2 separate regions of the Homo sapiens genome follow, and region 1 is linked to region 2. The links are chromatin loops, found by intact Hi-C in ENCODE. Cell type or tissue: heart left ventricle. All regions are shown on one strand. Links, peaks and the distances in the headings refer to the core of each region. The heading gives the core; the rest is flanking DNA.

Region 1 (7,539 bases), core at 2,784-5,283, 310 kb after region 2:
GATGAAGTGGGTCGGGGGACGCTGGGGAAGACGGTGTGGAAGTGAGTCGTGGGTTTGGGGGTTGGGGAGAAAAGTTCCGGGCCGGGCCGGGGGTCCCCACGAGAGGGTCATGGGCAGGGAAACGCAGCCGGGGCTGGGCGAGGGCGCTGCGGGCGCAGGTAGGGGGCCCGGGGCGCGTGGAGAGCGAGTTCCGGGCGCGAGGGCGAGGCGGAAGGCTCAGCTGGCCGGGCCGGCGGGGGTCGGCGGGGGTGGCTCGGCCGCCTTGGCGCAGGCCGCCTCGCAGTGCTTGTGGAGGTAGGACTTGAGCGCGAAGCTCTTGTCGCACTGGCGGCAGCGGTAGTGCTTGAAGGCCGAGTGCGTCTGCATGTGCGCGCGCAGGTTGGAGCGGTCGGCGAAGGCCTTGCCGCAGTGCGCGCAGCCGAACGGCTTTTCGCCGGTGTGCGAGCGCATGTGACCCTGCAGCAGCCAGGGCCGCGAGAAGGCCTTGCCGCAGACGCCGCACTTGTGGCGCAGGTTGTGCGTGAGCAGGTGCATGGCGAGCGCGGGCATGGACACGTAGGCCTTGCCGCACGTCGGGCATTTGCGCGCCAGCTGGCTGTCCAGGCTGCGGTGCGTCTGCTTGTGGCGGCTCAGGTTCGACGACGTGGCGTAGGTCTTGCCGCACTCGGCGCACGCGTGCCGGTGCCCGCCGCCCGCCTGCGCCCCCGCGCGCCCCGCGCGCCCCCCGGCGCCCCCCGCGTCTCCCGAGCCCCCCGCGTCCCCGCCGCCCCCGCCCCGCCGCCGCCGCGAGCGCCCGTCCGAGATGAAGAAGGCGTCCATGGAGTAGCTGTCGGTCACTGCCGCCTCCCCTCGGAAGTAGCGCGCCGACAGGCTCGACTGCGGGCTTTCGGGGTCGCTGTACTCCTCCGGCGCCGCCGGCGGGTACGCGGGCTCGGCCGGGGCCAGCTCCAGGCCCGGCTTCTGGTCCGCATCGTAGCTGCTCGGGGGCAGGCGGTGCGGGGCGTACCCTGGAGGGGGCGAGAAGTGGAGGGGCGGTGAGAGGAGGCGCCGAAGAGGGTTTCCCGCTTTGAGCGCGTCACCCTTTGCGCCTTCCAGCTTGGCGCCCCTGTGGCAGCTCCGACAGTGGTGGTCTCCGACCTGCACCTCAGCTCTTCCTGTCAGGCAGCCTGGGTTCAATTCCTTCCTCCATCGACGGCAGTGCAAATAGCCGCCACCCCAACCCACGGAGCATGGGGCCAGCACGGTTGTACAGAGCGTACCTTCACTATCCAGTGCTCACAACCGCGGAGTGATGGTCTTATAATACCCACGCTACAGGTAGAGAAACTGAGGCGCAGAGAGATGCAGCAGTCTAACCTTACAGTCAGGAAGTGATGGAGCCCTTGCCAGTGTGACCCTGAAGCCCATGCTGTCTCTATTCCAACAACATGCTGCCGTTGCAGCCCTGTAACTTCTCTGGATCTCAGTTTTCTCATCTGCAAAATGGAGCTTGTGATTGGACACCTCCTTCCAGGGTCGTTGGAAGGACTGAGTAAAGTGACGATAATAAGCGTGTGTTAAGCTCTTACTGTTTGCCAGACTCTGCCTCGGTGCTTTACGCATGTTAACTCTAATCGTCACAGACCCAAGGAAGTCGGCACTATTGTAATCCCCATTTGATGTGTAAGGAAATGAACAAAGGTGGGGGAGCATACAGTAATTGCTATATAAATGTTAGCTATTATAATTATGCTTTTTACTTGCTTGGAGATAGTTTCCTCCCCCACCACACTGTGAGCTCCCCATGGTTGGATCTGTGTGCCCAGCACATGCCTGGCTCAAAGTAGGTGTGCGATGAATAGATGTTGCATGAAGGAATCACAATCCAGTTAGACCCACCTGCCAGGGTTGCTGAAGCATTTAACAGGGGTCAAGTGTGTGGCATGTAATAGGTGCTACAGAAAGGGGACTTCCTCGCACCTGCTCCCAAGCCTGCTCTAGAAGTCGTCGGAAGTCCGCAGTGAGAATTCCCCTCCCCCTCCTCCTCCCACTTAGCTGGAGTTGGACCAGGAATCCTGTCTGCCAAGGGTTTGAGTGATTGGTGGGTGGGCAGGCTGGGGTCTCCCTGGGGATTCCGTAGGGGATTCTCATGGGCAGGGGCCATTCTGATTTGCCTCTGCCTCCCATGGCCTAGGCTGGTCCTAGCACCTTCCCTGAGACCCTGGGGGCTGGGCTCCCTGGAGAGTTTCTGGCAGACAAACTTTTCATCCTGGCACTTGATGGGCAAGTGATTCCATTGTTCTGTGATTCCACAGAACAATGAAGGTTAGGTCCGTTTGGGAGGTTTCCCACCTGGGGAGTGGGATTTGACCTTCTCCTGGTGACCCCTGAGACCTGTAACCACTCCTCCTTCCCTCCTCCCCTAGCCTCCTTCACTGAAGTGAGCAGGTGGAGGAGGGTTTTGTAAGGGGAAACAGGGTTCAAGATGTTCAGACTTTTAGCTGGGTACTCTGGTCAGCTTTCGTTTCCCACACAGCCTGGCTGATTCAGCCTCCAGGCCTTTGCCTCTCATCTGGAGTTTGGGATGGACACAGGGTGAAGTCTGTGTGCCCCTGAAGGCAAGGGTGTGCCCTTATTTTTACCTCTGTCCCTTCAGCAGCCAGCACAGGGCCCTCTGCACACAGAAGTCATTGTGGATTATGGAAGTGGATGACTCGGAAGCGGGGGGCTCTGTGGTTGGATGTAAAGGGGGATAGTGATAGTGGCAATTTTTTAATCTGGGGAGAGGAGATGCCCAGCCTCTCCGCACCCTATGTCTCCCGTCCCATCTGCCTGTGGTCTGGAGGTCCCCCTGCTTCCCACTCCGGGAACCAGGCCTGGTACTCAGGTCCCAGAACATTCAGGAGTGTTGTTTCAGACTGAGTTAAATACCCGTCAGGCACTCCCAGACCCCCCTCCTTCTCCTTCTGTATTTCCTCACGTTGTAATTCCTGGTGATGATAATAATAGCTAATATTCACTGAGCACTTACTGTGTGCACCAGGCTCTGTGCTAAGTGCTTCGCTCCCATCATCTCACTGAATCATCACAAAACTACTCTCATCACAGATAAGGAAACTGAGGGACAGTGTGGTGATGGCACTTGCTCCAGGGGTGGAGCAAGGATTGGAATCCACTGCCCCCTTGGTTTCCCACATACTGGGAGGTCCTCCAGGAGGGGGCTGTGGCTGAGCTGTTCACCTCCCATTCCCAGGGCCCTAGCTAGTGGGCACTTAATAAGTATTTGTGGAATGAGTGATGATGATTTGCGAGGCCAGCCTCACTCCCCAGCCTAGCAGGACCTGGTATAGACAGTCCTGTTCACCTGGTCTCAGGGCAGGTCTGCATCTCATGTGTCTGGGGCCATGGAAGGGGAAGGGTGGTTTGGTTCTCCAACACAGATTCCAGCTGAGTGCCTTTGGGTGGGTTGTGCTTCAGGTCCTTTTTTTTTAAAATGGGATTTATCTGGAGGGGTGACTGATCACGTAACCAGTGCTTTGAGTTCTATTATTAAAGGATGACATATTGGATAAGAGTAAAACTTTGGTGCCAGACGGCCTGGATTGTTTTGGCTCTACCATTCCCAGCAGTGTGACCTTGGCCAAACGATTTGGCCTCTGTGTGACTCTACCGTTTCAGTAAGGGGTCTGCCAGTAAACAGTATATAAACAAATGATAACCAGCACTCTCAGAGCACTCCTGTGTCAGGCACTCTTACAAGGGCTTTCCACACATGAAAGCATTCTACCCCCATGACACACAAGGTGGTAGGTACCCTTTTATAGAAGAGGAAACCAAGGCACAAGGAAGCTAAGTAACAAGCCTAAGATTGTGCAGCTGATAAGTTAGAGCCAGGATTCCAGCTCAGTGGCTGGCACATTTTAAATCCACCACGCATGTTGGCTGTTATTATGAACAATAATAACAATCTCCCCAGATGGGTTTCTGTGCTGCAGCTTTCTTGGCATCTGCCCCAACACATCGTGCTGCTCCTCTCTGGGCCTCTGTTTCCTCACCCGGGATGTGTAATTTCTATTTCACGTTCTGATGGGAAAATATCTGGTGCATAGTAGGAGCTCCATCAGTGAACCAGAGCGTTCTCCATGAGGTGCTCTGCCCATGGCGCCCTCTGCTGGTGGCCCTCAGCGCTGTTGACTTTCCTCCTGTTGCAAGGGGCTCTTTATGAAGAAATAGGGGTGCCTTCAACAAAGGCTGCTCATTTGCCTAGGGAGGGCTGCAGAAGTGTCTTCAGGATAGGAATTGTGAGCCCAGACCAGACACCCAGTCAGTGGATTTTGGCATGGGTTGAGAGCATCCTGTGAGAGTTTGTGTGGTCATGTTAGGAGGAGGTGGTTCTAACTTGCTTTGTGACTGTGGCCAGGTTGCTTAACCTTTCTGGGCGGAATCTATACATGACAAAGATGGACTGGAATGGTCTAAAGACCCTTTCTGCATCATGGCTGAATCAGTCCCTCCATGATGCTCTTTGTCCCCTCCACTCCCAGCTCCTCCAATTCCACCCCGTTTTCCTCAGATTCACAGACATCTCCCTAGGCAACCTTGGGCAAGTTACTTAACATCTTTCTGCCACACCTGTATAAGGGAGTTCATAATAAGGCTGAATAAATGAATGCATGTAAAGTGCTTAGGACAATGCCTGACACATAATAGCTGCCCTCTTGAGCTGTTATTATTGTTACTGGTAGTATTCCTGTGTTTCCTGGTGATATATCCTTCTAATCTGCCAGAGAGTAGGAGATACACATGGGTGTCTTAGGCTGCTGTGTGACCTTGAGCAAACCACCTCACCTCTCTGAGCCTCAACCCTGGAGACTCCTTTAGGACACTAAAAGCCATACTTTAACCTAATGCATGGAACCCAGACAGGTACCTTCCTCTGCCCTAAGAGTGACTATAGAAGGCTGAGATACCTATCCTGCAACTGACAGGGTGAGACAGGACTCTTGTTTGGGTTCCCACAGAGATAGGGATGAGCTGGGATTCAGAGAAAAGAGAATCTCAGGTGAGATCTCTCATCCTAGCCCTTGAATTCAGGCCGTAGCCATGTGACCTTGGGTAAGTCGCATAACTTATCTGGGCTCAAATCCTCCATTTGAGGAATGTGGACCAGAGGCACCCCTGTCATGTAGGGATATGGGGAGGGCCCAGAAATACTTTGGAGATGTGCACATGTCACCTGGAAATGACTTTGGTTTTCCCTGCCCAAGAGTCTTGATATTTTAGACTGAAGGTCCAGAATCTGTCTTTTTAAAAATCGGTACTCAAAGGAGTGGTGAAAGGGAAATTTATGAGAACTAAGGTGCTGGGCCCTCTGCAGACACTGTCTCATTTAGCTGCCTGACCCCCTGCGGGGATGGAGGGGGATGTGTAACAAATACTGCTACTGCTACTGCTGGTGCTTCCAACTAGCACCAGCCTCCCTGTGAGCCAGACATTGCCCTGTGCCCAGAGGCCCAGAGAGGGGAGAGGATTTGCCCAAGGTCACTGAGAGGGAGGCGGCAGGTTTGAAACCCTCCAAGGCCTGTGTTTTTTCCAAAACACCAGAGAGGGCATGGAGACTTGCTGGGGAAGAGATCTTCAATTGGTAGGGGAAGGGGTGGTGCGTTTCCTCAAACACTCCCTAGTTAGCCTGTGGTGGGGTGGGTGGGGGCACGGGGTGGTGGGGGCATGGAGAAGCTGTTGTGGAAAATGCTTCAGCCTCTTGTAAGTATTTGTAAATCATACTTAATAACAGTAATGCCTATCACTTACTGAGCACTTACTTGGTGCAAGGCATCCTGCTAAATGCTTTGTGCACATTAGCTCATGTCTAAGGTCACTTCCCTCCATGCCCTTGTTCTGCAGAAGCTGAAGCCCAGACAAAGGCCTTGACCCACCTCAGGTCACAAAACAAGTTCTCATCAGAGCTGGGTTGGCCTCCTTTTCTTTCCTTTTTTTCAGTCCAGGACTCCTTTCCCCAGTCTCTCCCAGACTCCCAAGGTGCCAAACTTTCTCCAGGGAATTCCTAGCCTCAGCCTCACCTCTCTGTCCTAAAATGGGCAGAAAAAGACAGGGGCCTGGTGGGGGGCCAGCTTCCCCGGCGGCCCACTTTCCTGAGGAGGGCTGGGCCCTGCTGGGTGGTAGGGGCTGGAGGAGCTGCTGTATGGGTATATTTAGAGCTGCTTCTTGCTGTGCCAGGGCCTCGGGCCTCGAGAATCAGCTCCAGCCAGCTGAGCAGAAAGCCAGGTCTGTCAGCAGCAAAGCGGGATAAAAATAGTTTCTCCTGTCTGCTCACAGAGCTGGGCAAAGGGGCTGGGTACCTCCCCCTCCCCTTATTATAGCATCTTTGTTAGCGGTTCCCTGGGCACTGGACCAGAAATGACACCCACCTCCTCCAAAGGCCTGGCAGCTGGTACATCTGCCCACGGGGAGGAGGTCCCTGTGCCCAAATGAGCAGGGGACAGAGTGAGGTCTGGCCCAACATGACCAACGCTGCATGGCTTGGGGCTGATGCCCACTGACCCAGGCCCAAGGAACTTTGAGAGAATTTCAAGGCTTTTCCCCACCACCCCCATCTCTTGGAATTCCCCACATTCTGGTCTTTCCTGACTGTGACCCAATTCCTGTGGCCTACAGGGAGGTCCAGAGCTCTGCAGGAATCAATAGGAAAGATTTTTCAGGGGGGTATGGAGATGAGAGTGAGTGGCTCAGGGTCTTCATTTGCCCAGCCTGGGTTCGTAGAGTTGCCTCCTGCTCCCTCGGGGGGGATCTCCAGTGGGCCCTTTCTGGGCCTCGTTCCGGAGACTGGGTGTGTTGTGCAGTGCTCCACCTCTTCCCCCGGCCTCCTACTTTCTGCTCTGCCGCCTCTCTCTCTAGAAGGGTGCACTCAGAGGGCCCATTCCAAACCCCTCCCTATCCAAAGGCTGGCCTGGCAGTAGACGCTTCACTTCAGGGGAGTCCACAGCTGGGAAAGAGACCAAGAGGCCCGAGGGACCCCATCTCTCCCGGCAGAGGGCCTCCAGGCTGTGGGGGCCCCTAAAACCTGTGGATGTAGCACCCACTAGGGAGGTGTGACAGGGTGCACCGTTTATGCTCTTGTGACTTTGGGCAAGTCACGGCCTCTCTGTGACCTCAGTTTTGCCTCTGTAGGTTGGAGTGAATCCTCCCCTGCCCCCCGCTGCCCTTTGCCCACTGTGGATTTGTGTGGCCAGAGAGTGCCTTTGGGATGTGTAGATTGCTGTACTGACATAAGGGACTTGGTGTACTCTCTGGCCCTCCTTCAGCAATCAAAGACTGAGACTATCTAAAGTGTGGAAGCTCAGCTCAGGACCCTCACGTCCCTCTCGTAACCCCAGGCTTTAGAGGAAATCAGGGGTTCCCAGATTCCATATCTCACATGGGCCTCATCATTCCACACTTCCACTGAGCCCTGTTAATTCACAGGAATATTAGATTTCTGGGTCCCTAGAAGGTCAAAGCTGAAAGAGATCATATTCAACCGTTTGATATTATGAAAGGAAA
Region 2 (7,539 bases), core at 2,302-4,801:
AGACAGCAGTTGCAGTGAGCAGAGATCGTGCCGTTGCACTCCAGCCTGCACAACAAGAGTGAAACTCTGTCTTAAAAAAACAAACAAACAAAAAATGGCCACAGGTACTGGCTTACACCTGTAATCCCAGCACTTTGAGAGGCTGAAGCAGGAGGATTGCTTGAGCCCAGGAATTCAAGATCAGCCTGGGCAACATAGTGAGACTTCATCTCTACTAAAAATAAAAAATTAGCTGGATGTAGTGGCGCGGGCCTGTGATGCCTACTACTCAAGAGGCTGAGCCAGGAGGATCGTTTGAGCCCAGGAGGTTGAAGCTGCAGTGAGCCATGATTGTGCCACTGCACTCCAGCCTGGGCAACAGAGTGAGACTCTGTCAAGAAAAGAAAAGAGAGAAGAAAGGAAGAGAGAAAGCAAAATAGTAAGATATTAAAAACATGTTACCATTTACCTTAGCACCAAAGAAGAGAGAAATACTTAGGTGTAAATCTAACAAAATATCTGTAATATGAGAAGAACTACAAAACTCAAAAGATATCAAATAACTAAATAAATGGAGAAATAGTTCATATTCGTGGATTGGAATAGTCAAGATGTTAGTTCTTCCCAACCTGATCTTTGATTCAATGCAATGCCAATCAAAACCCCAGCACGTTATTTTGTGGACGTCAAAATGTCACCTCCTCAGGGAGGAGATCCCTGGACTGAGTCGGGTCCCTTGCTTTACTCTGGGCAAACTCTGTGCCCATTCATTCTTCAATACACTTACCACTTTGCACACTTGTAGTTTATATGGAGAGGTAAAAGATTCAGAAATTTAAAAATCATTTATAAGAAACAATGCTTTTAATTCCCAGAAGTCCTGACAAGCATTGTGTTGGCTCTCATTGGGTCACTTGCCAGCCTTGAACTAATTACTATGGTTAAGAGATGGACTATGCTGACTGGCAGGAAGTGAGGTTCATCTCACTTAAATCTTACTGTGGTTTCTCAATGGTAGACTGGAGTACCTTGCCAGGGCAGAGAAAAAATGTGAAGAATTGATGTCTTTAACAGCCAAGGAGACTAGTCGGCCAGGGTGCACCAATGGGTCAAGGTGTAGAGGTGGCAATGAGCTGAGTGCCTGCTATGGGCATAGCTCTTTGCTAAATATTCTCGGGAGACTGAGGCAGAGGGTCCCTTCTTTTGCTTTCAAAGGACTTCACTCTAGTGAGGAGGTAAGGTGCCAACCTCTGCAGAGAGGCCAACTTACATAACTTCAGGTCAGGTCTGTAGGGAACACCAGGAGAGGAAATGATCAAGGAAGACTTCCAAGGAAAGGTTAGTGTGTATTTAAAATTTTTAAGCATCTTCTTATTGCGAGGCACTGTGCTAGGCTCTTGGGAACACAGAATTTAAGACATGAGGTCCCTGTCTTCGAGGAACTCTTTTAGCTGTGGTTTATTTAATCATTCAGCAAACATTTATTCAGCCTTTGCTCTGTGCCGGCACGTGCTAGGCACAGAAGACTCCTAGTGAGCCAAAACAGGCACAGTCTGCTCTCATGGAGCTCTCAGTACTGCGGGAGAGGCAGACGTCACTTACATAGCAACCAAAATACATGTCCAAGTGTGCACAATGGTAAGTGTATTGAAGAATGAATGGGCACAGTTTGCCCAGAGTAAAGCAAGAGACCTGACTCAGTCCAGGGGTCTTCTCCCTGAGGAGGTGAGGTTTGAGATGAGATCTGATGGTGCATAGGAGTTAACCCAACAGAGACAGGAAGGTAGAAAGGATAAAGAGATGAGTTGGGATGGAGGGAAACACAGGGTTGGCCGGAGAAACCCACTGCTAGGTGGGAGCTGGGAAGGAAATTAAGAGGCCTCAGGATTCCAAATAAAACATGACAGTTTATGCCTCCTGTCAGTTAGACCCCAGCAAGTGTGTTCTGTGATTCCCATCTCCTGAGGATGGATCAAGGGGTTACCCTTAAGTCTGGTGAGGATCCAAGGTGATCCCTTGGCCAGGGGCCCCTGGCTGACCCTGACTGCTTCCTGGTCTGTCTGCTTCTCCCTAGATCAGCCTGTCCTCGGGGACCCTGCTTCTGCTGCTGGGTGTGGCGGCTCTGACCACTGGCTATGCAGTGCCCCCCAAGCTGGAGGGCATCGGTGAGGGTGAGTTCCTGGTGTTGGATCAGCGGGCAGCCGACTACAACCAGGCCCTGGGCACCTGTCGCCTGGCAGGCACAGCGCTCTGTGTGGCAGCTGGAGTTCTGCTCGCCATCTGCCTCTTCTGGGCCATGATAGGCTGGCTGAGCCAGGACACCAAGGCAGAGCCCTTGGACCCCGAAGCCGACAGCCACGTGGAGGTCTTCGGGGATGAGCCAGAGCAGCAGTTGTCACCCATTTTCCGCAATGCCAGTGGCCAGTCATGGTTCTCGCCACCCGCCAGCCCCTTTGGGCAATCTTCTGTGCAGACTATCCAGCCCAAGAGGGACTCCTGAGCTGCCCACATGGCCTAAGATGTGGGTCCTGGATCCTTCCCCCCTTCTCACCATAACCCCCTCTCAGTGTTTCCCCAACTTCTCCCTTTTAGCAGGGTCCCTTTAGAGCCCAACTCCAGGTCAAATCTGGAGCTCAAATCCCAGTGCTCCCTCCCCAGGAGTGGGGCCCCAACTCTTCCAAGATACCAGCATTCCTCAAGTCCTCCCAAAACTTCCTACCCACACCCTCTTCCCAAGGCCCTCAGGGGCAGAAAACATCTCCTTCAACCCGTCCCCACTCCTTCCTCTGCATGACCTTGGGCAAACCCTTGCCCTTTCAAGCCATCAGCTCCTGCCTCTCTGCCATGAGGGCTTTGGATCAGATTCCTCTTCTCGCCAGGATGAGGACACGCACTGCCCTCCATAGACACAGATGAAGGGGTGGGGGTCATTCAGCTCGAATGGGTCCCAGATGCTCACTTGGCCTTTCCCTGCAGGATGAGTGAAGACGTTTGCCTCTCACAGTGTGTCTTCTACCTGCATTTTGGCATCAGAGCCCCCCAGCCCACCCACCACAGGCAATTACTAGCCCTAGTTGATAGGTGAGGTGGGTGAAGAAGGCTGGAGGTGACATGTCCGAGGTCACACAACAAAGCAGCATGCAGGAACTAGAAACACATCTTCAGCCTCCTCCTGGGCCAGCTCTTGTGCTACAGGTGGGGCGGAGCCAGCCCCTCACCTTCCTGGTTCCCTGAGGGTCCTCAGGGTGGAGGACAGGTTTGGCCCAGAAAGACTAGCCAGAGGCCTGATGGTCCCAGGTGGCTCTGGATATACTTTGGATATGGATTTAAATGGTCTCTAAGAGCCGGGGGTAGGGGGCAGGAAAAGTGGGTTGTCTTTGCCCCTCAAAGTCCACCTACCTAGAAACCAAGCCCACGGTCTTGGCCGTGACCCTGATAATAAATGGGCTCTCTCAGAGGCGCCAGCCCCTCCCTCCCCAGCCGGAGGCGTCATCTCTCTTCTGTACCACTAGAGGGAGCTCTGATGCAGCTGGAGAGCAGCGCTCAAGGCTCTCGCCCCTCCCCTCCCTAACCCTTACCTTCAGTCTCCACCAGCCTGAAGGGCCTCCTAGGGGATCCTCAGGCGGCCCCCACCAGGGCACACCCTACTGTCCTTGTGCCTCACGCCCCCTCCTCATCCTGCACCCCTTCCATCCCACCTTCCCTTTCAATAAACAGCTGGGATGGATACTGACTTTGTTTCCTTTCTCCCTGGCCACTGGGGCGTGGGGAGGAGAAAGACACAGACTCAGGAGCACCTACTGTGTGCTGGGCACGACCCATTATTTCTCATTCGCTCCTCAGGATAACCTGTTGAGAAAGGAATTATTGTCTTCTTTTTTTTTTTTTTAAGATGTTGTCTCGCTCTGTCGCCCAGGCTGGAATGCAGTGGGGCGATCTTGGCTCACTGCAACCTCTGCCTCCTGGGTTCAACCAATTCTCCTGCCTCAGCCTCCCAAGTAGCTGATATTACAGGTGCACGCCACCACGCCTGGCTAATTTTTGTATTTATAGTGGAGACGGGGTTTTACCATGTTGGCCAGGCTGGTCTTGAACTCCTGACCTCAAATGATCCGCCTGCCTCGGCCTCCCAAAGTGCTGGGATTACCGGGTGAGCCACCTTACCCAGACTTATTGTCTTCATTTTACAGATGCGGTAACTGATGATCAGAGAGGTGAGTGATTTATTTTTTATTTTTATTTTTAATTCTTTTTTATTTTTTTCGAGACGGAGTCTGGCTCTGTCACCCAGGCTGGAGTGCAGTGGCACGAGCTCAGCTCACTGCAAGCTCCGCCTCCCGGGTTCATGCCAGTCTCCTGCCTCAGCCTCCCAAGTAGCTGGGACTATGAGTAGCTGGGACTACAGGTGCCTGCCAACACACCCAGCTAATTTTTTGTATTTTTAGTAGAGACAGAGTTTCACCATGTTAGCCAGCATGGTCTCAAATCTCCTGACCTCGTGATCCGCCCGCCTCGGCCTCCCAAAGTGCTGGGATTACAGGCGTGAGCCACCGCGCCCGGCCTATTTTTAATTCTTTTTATTTCAGTAGCCTTTGGGGTCAAAGTGGGTTTTGGTTACATGAATTAGTTCTATAGTGATTCTGAGATTTTAGTACACCTATCACCTGAGCAGTGTATACTGTACCCAATACGCAGTTTTTTATCCCTCATCCCCTCCCAACCTCCCTGGACTCAGTCCCCAAAGTTCGTTATATCACTCTGTATGCCTATGCATCCTCATAGCTTAGCTTCCGCTTATATAAGTGAGAACCTACCGTATCTGGATTTCCGTTCCTGAGTTACTTCACTTAGGATAATGGCCTCCAGCTCCACCCAAGTCCTGCAGTGGATTTAAATGCTCAGCCTAGGGCCTGGAGGGGTGGCTGGGCCAGGCGAGGTGGCTCACGCCTGTAATCCCAGGACTTTGGGAGGCCGAGGTGGGTGGATCACCTGAGGTCAGGAGTTCAAGACCAGCCTGGCCAACATGGTAAAACCCCATAACTACTAAAAATACAAAAATTAGCTGAGCATGGTGGTGCATGCCTGTAATCCCAGCTACTCGGGAGACTGAGGCAGGAGAATTGCTTGAACCCGGGTGGTGGAGGTTGCAGTGAACCAAGTTCACACCATTGCACTCCAGCCTGGGCAACAGAGCAAGCCTCTGTCTCAAAAAAAAAAAAAAAAAGTGCTTAGCCTGATTGGCCTATTGCCTGAGTGTGGAGCTCCTGTCTTTGGGTGGGAAGGAGATTTCTCAGCCACCTTGAGAACACACTTCCTCTAGTTCTGAAAGGAATGTGAGGGCCAGGGTGTGGGAGAGGGGGCTGAAGCCAAAGGTAAGATCTTTTCCAGGCCTGGAAGAGTAATTAACCCCTTTTGGCACTCACCAGGGGCTGGGCCTTGTTCTTAGTGCCTTACAGAATTCGGGAATTCATTTAACCAGGACGACAACCTCTGAGGTGGCGGCTATTATTCTCAAACCTAGTTTTTCCTAAACTCCAGGCTTGCGTTCCCATCTGCATTCACCTGGATGTTGAATTTAAACTCAACTATCTCAAACTGTTCTCCTTGTTACCACCCCTCCCTGACCAAACCTGCCTCTACTATGCTGCCCACGTCTTAGAGAGTAGCGTCCCCATTCTTCTGGCTGCTCCAGCCAAAACCTCCTCTCTTTCCTCACACCCTGTATCCAATCCATCAGCAAGTCCTGTCAACTCAACCTTGGAAATATATCCTGTACCCAACTACACCTCGACATCCCCGTGGCTGATTCCATGGTCTGAACCACCAGCGACCAGCGCCTCGATCTGGATCATTGCACCAGCTTCCCCCGGTCTCCTGGCTTCTGAGTTTTGAACCCCACCCTACTCCACGCCTTGACTCCCCAAGTCTAATTACTACACAGTAGCCAGACAGATCTTGTTAGAACATAAACTAGGTCATGTTCCTCCTCCGCTCCAAACCTTCCCATGGCTCCCACCTAACTCAGAGTAGCCAAAACCCTCCCTGTGGCCTCCAAGGCCCTACACAATTTGCTGATTTCCACTCCCCCCGCACTTTCCTCTGTAACCCCAACTCCCACCACTCTCCAGGTTCCTGTGTCCTCTCCAGCCAGGATCCTGACTCAGGGCCTTTGCCTCACTGTTCCCTCTGCTGGGGTACTCCTCCCCAGTTGACGACATGGGCAGTTCCTTCAAGTCGTTGCTCAAACATCACCTTCTCAGCAAGGCCTTCCCTGAGCAGCCTATTAGAATTGCAACCAGGCCAGGCGCAGTGGCTCAAGCCAGTAATCCCAGCACTTTGGGAGGCCGAAGCAGGTGGATCTCCTAAGGTTGGGAGTTCGAGACCAGCCTGACCAACATGGAGAAACCCCGTCTCTACTAAAAATACAAAATCACCCAGGCATGGTGGCACATGCCTGTAATCCCAGCTACTCGGGAGGCTGAGGCAGGAGAATCACTTGAACCTGGGAGGCGGAGATTGTGGTGAGCTGAGATCGCACCATTGCACTCCAGCCTGGGCAACAAGAGCGAAACCCCATCTCAAAAACAGGAAAAACAAAAAACAAAAAAATGCAACCATGCCGGCCAGGTGGAGTGGCTCACACCTGTAATCCCAGCACTTTGGGAGGCCAACGTGGGCAGATCACCTGAGGTCAGGAGTTGGAGACCAGCCTGGGCAACATGGTGAAACCCTATCTCTACTGAAAATACAAAAATTACCCAGGCATGGTGGCACGTGTCTGTAATCCCAGCTACTTGAGAGGCTGAGGCATGACAATCACTTGAACTCGGGAGGTGGAGGTTGCAGTGAGCCAAGATCGCGCCATTGCATTCCAGCTTGGGCGACAGAGCGAAACTCCATCTCAAAAAAATAAAAGGAAGCTAACACAGAGTATAAATGGTGCAGGCAGTTTGACAATATCAAAATAGAAAATACACATGCCCTTTGATTTCTCCCTCTTATGCAGGTGGATCTATAGATTCAACTCTACATGTTGGAACACTATAGTATTATTTGTAATTAAAGCATTTGGAAACAACCTAAATGCTCATGGTAGGGGACTATTAATAAAATACGGTAAGGCTGAGTGCAGTGGCTCACGCCTGTCATCCCAGTACTTTGGGAGGCCAACGCAGGAGGATCACTTGAGGCCAGGAGTTCAAGACCAACCTGGGCAACATAGGGCAACATAGCAAGGCCCCATCTCTACAAAAAATTAAAAATTAGCTGGGCATGGTGGCACACGCCTGTAGTCTCAGCTATTAATATTTGGGAGGCTGAGGCAGGAGGATCACACCACTGCACTTTAGCCTGAATACTGAGTAACAAAGCAAAACCCTGTCTCTCTTAAAAAAAAAATTGGGGGGAAGGACAAGTCTTTTTTCTTTTCTTTTCTTTTCTTTTCTTTTTTTTTTTTTTTTTGAGATGGAATTTCACTCTTGTTGCCCAGGCTGGAGTGCAATGGTGTGATCTCGGCTCACGGCAACCTCCGCCTCCTGGGTTCAAGCAATTCTGCTTCAG

What was found. A loop is a pair of places that touch in the nucleus more often than their neighbours do. Peaks named below come from ENCODE experiments on the same cell type or tissue, not always from the same donor. Only the 100,000 strongest peaks of a DNase experiment are listed, where the experiment ranks them.
Region 1: a loop joins it to region 2, with 4 times the contacts of the local background. A loop is called at or near these places in 27 of 110 quality-filtered maps.

The regions. Positions count from the first base shown.
Region 1 is chr20:663,455-670,993 of GRCh38, forward strand. It overlaps SCRT2 (scratch family transcriptional repressor 2), which reads right to left. Exons shown (of 2, transcript NM_033129.4): 2 at 1-1,007. The coding sequence ends at 217. Among named protein-coding and RNA genes, the nearest start is that of SCRT2, 8.6 kb to the right of the region's middle. In heart left ventricle, for the core only: a CTCF peak has its summit at 4,150 (motif pointing left); a DNase peak (open chromatin) is centred at 4,148; H3K27ac peaks cover 677 bases; H3K27me3 peaks cover 1,390 bases.
Region 2 is chr20:351,157-358,695 of GRCh38, forward strand. NRSN2 (neurensin 2) reads left to right here. Exons shown (of 5, transcript NM_001323682.2): 5 at 2,054-3,706. The coding sequence ends at 2,479. Among named protein-coding and RNA genes, the nearest start is that of NRSN2, 7.8 kb to the left of the region's middle. RefSeq lists a silencer at 5,089-5,383. In heart left ventricle, for the core only: CTCF peaks have their summits at 3,493 (motif pointing right) and 3,700; a DNase peak (open chromatin) is centred at 3,495.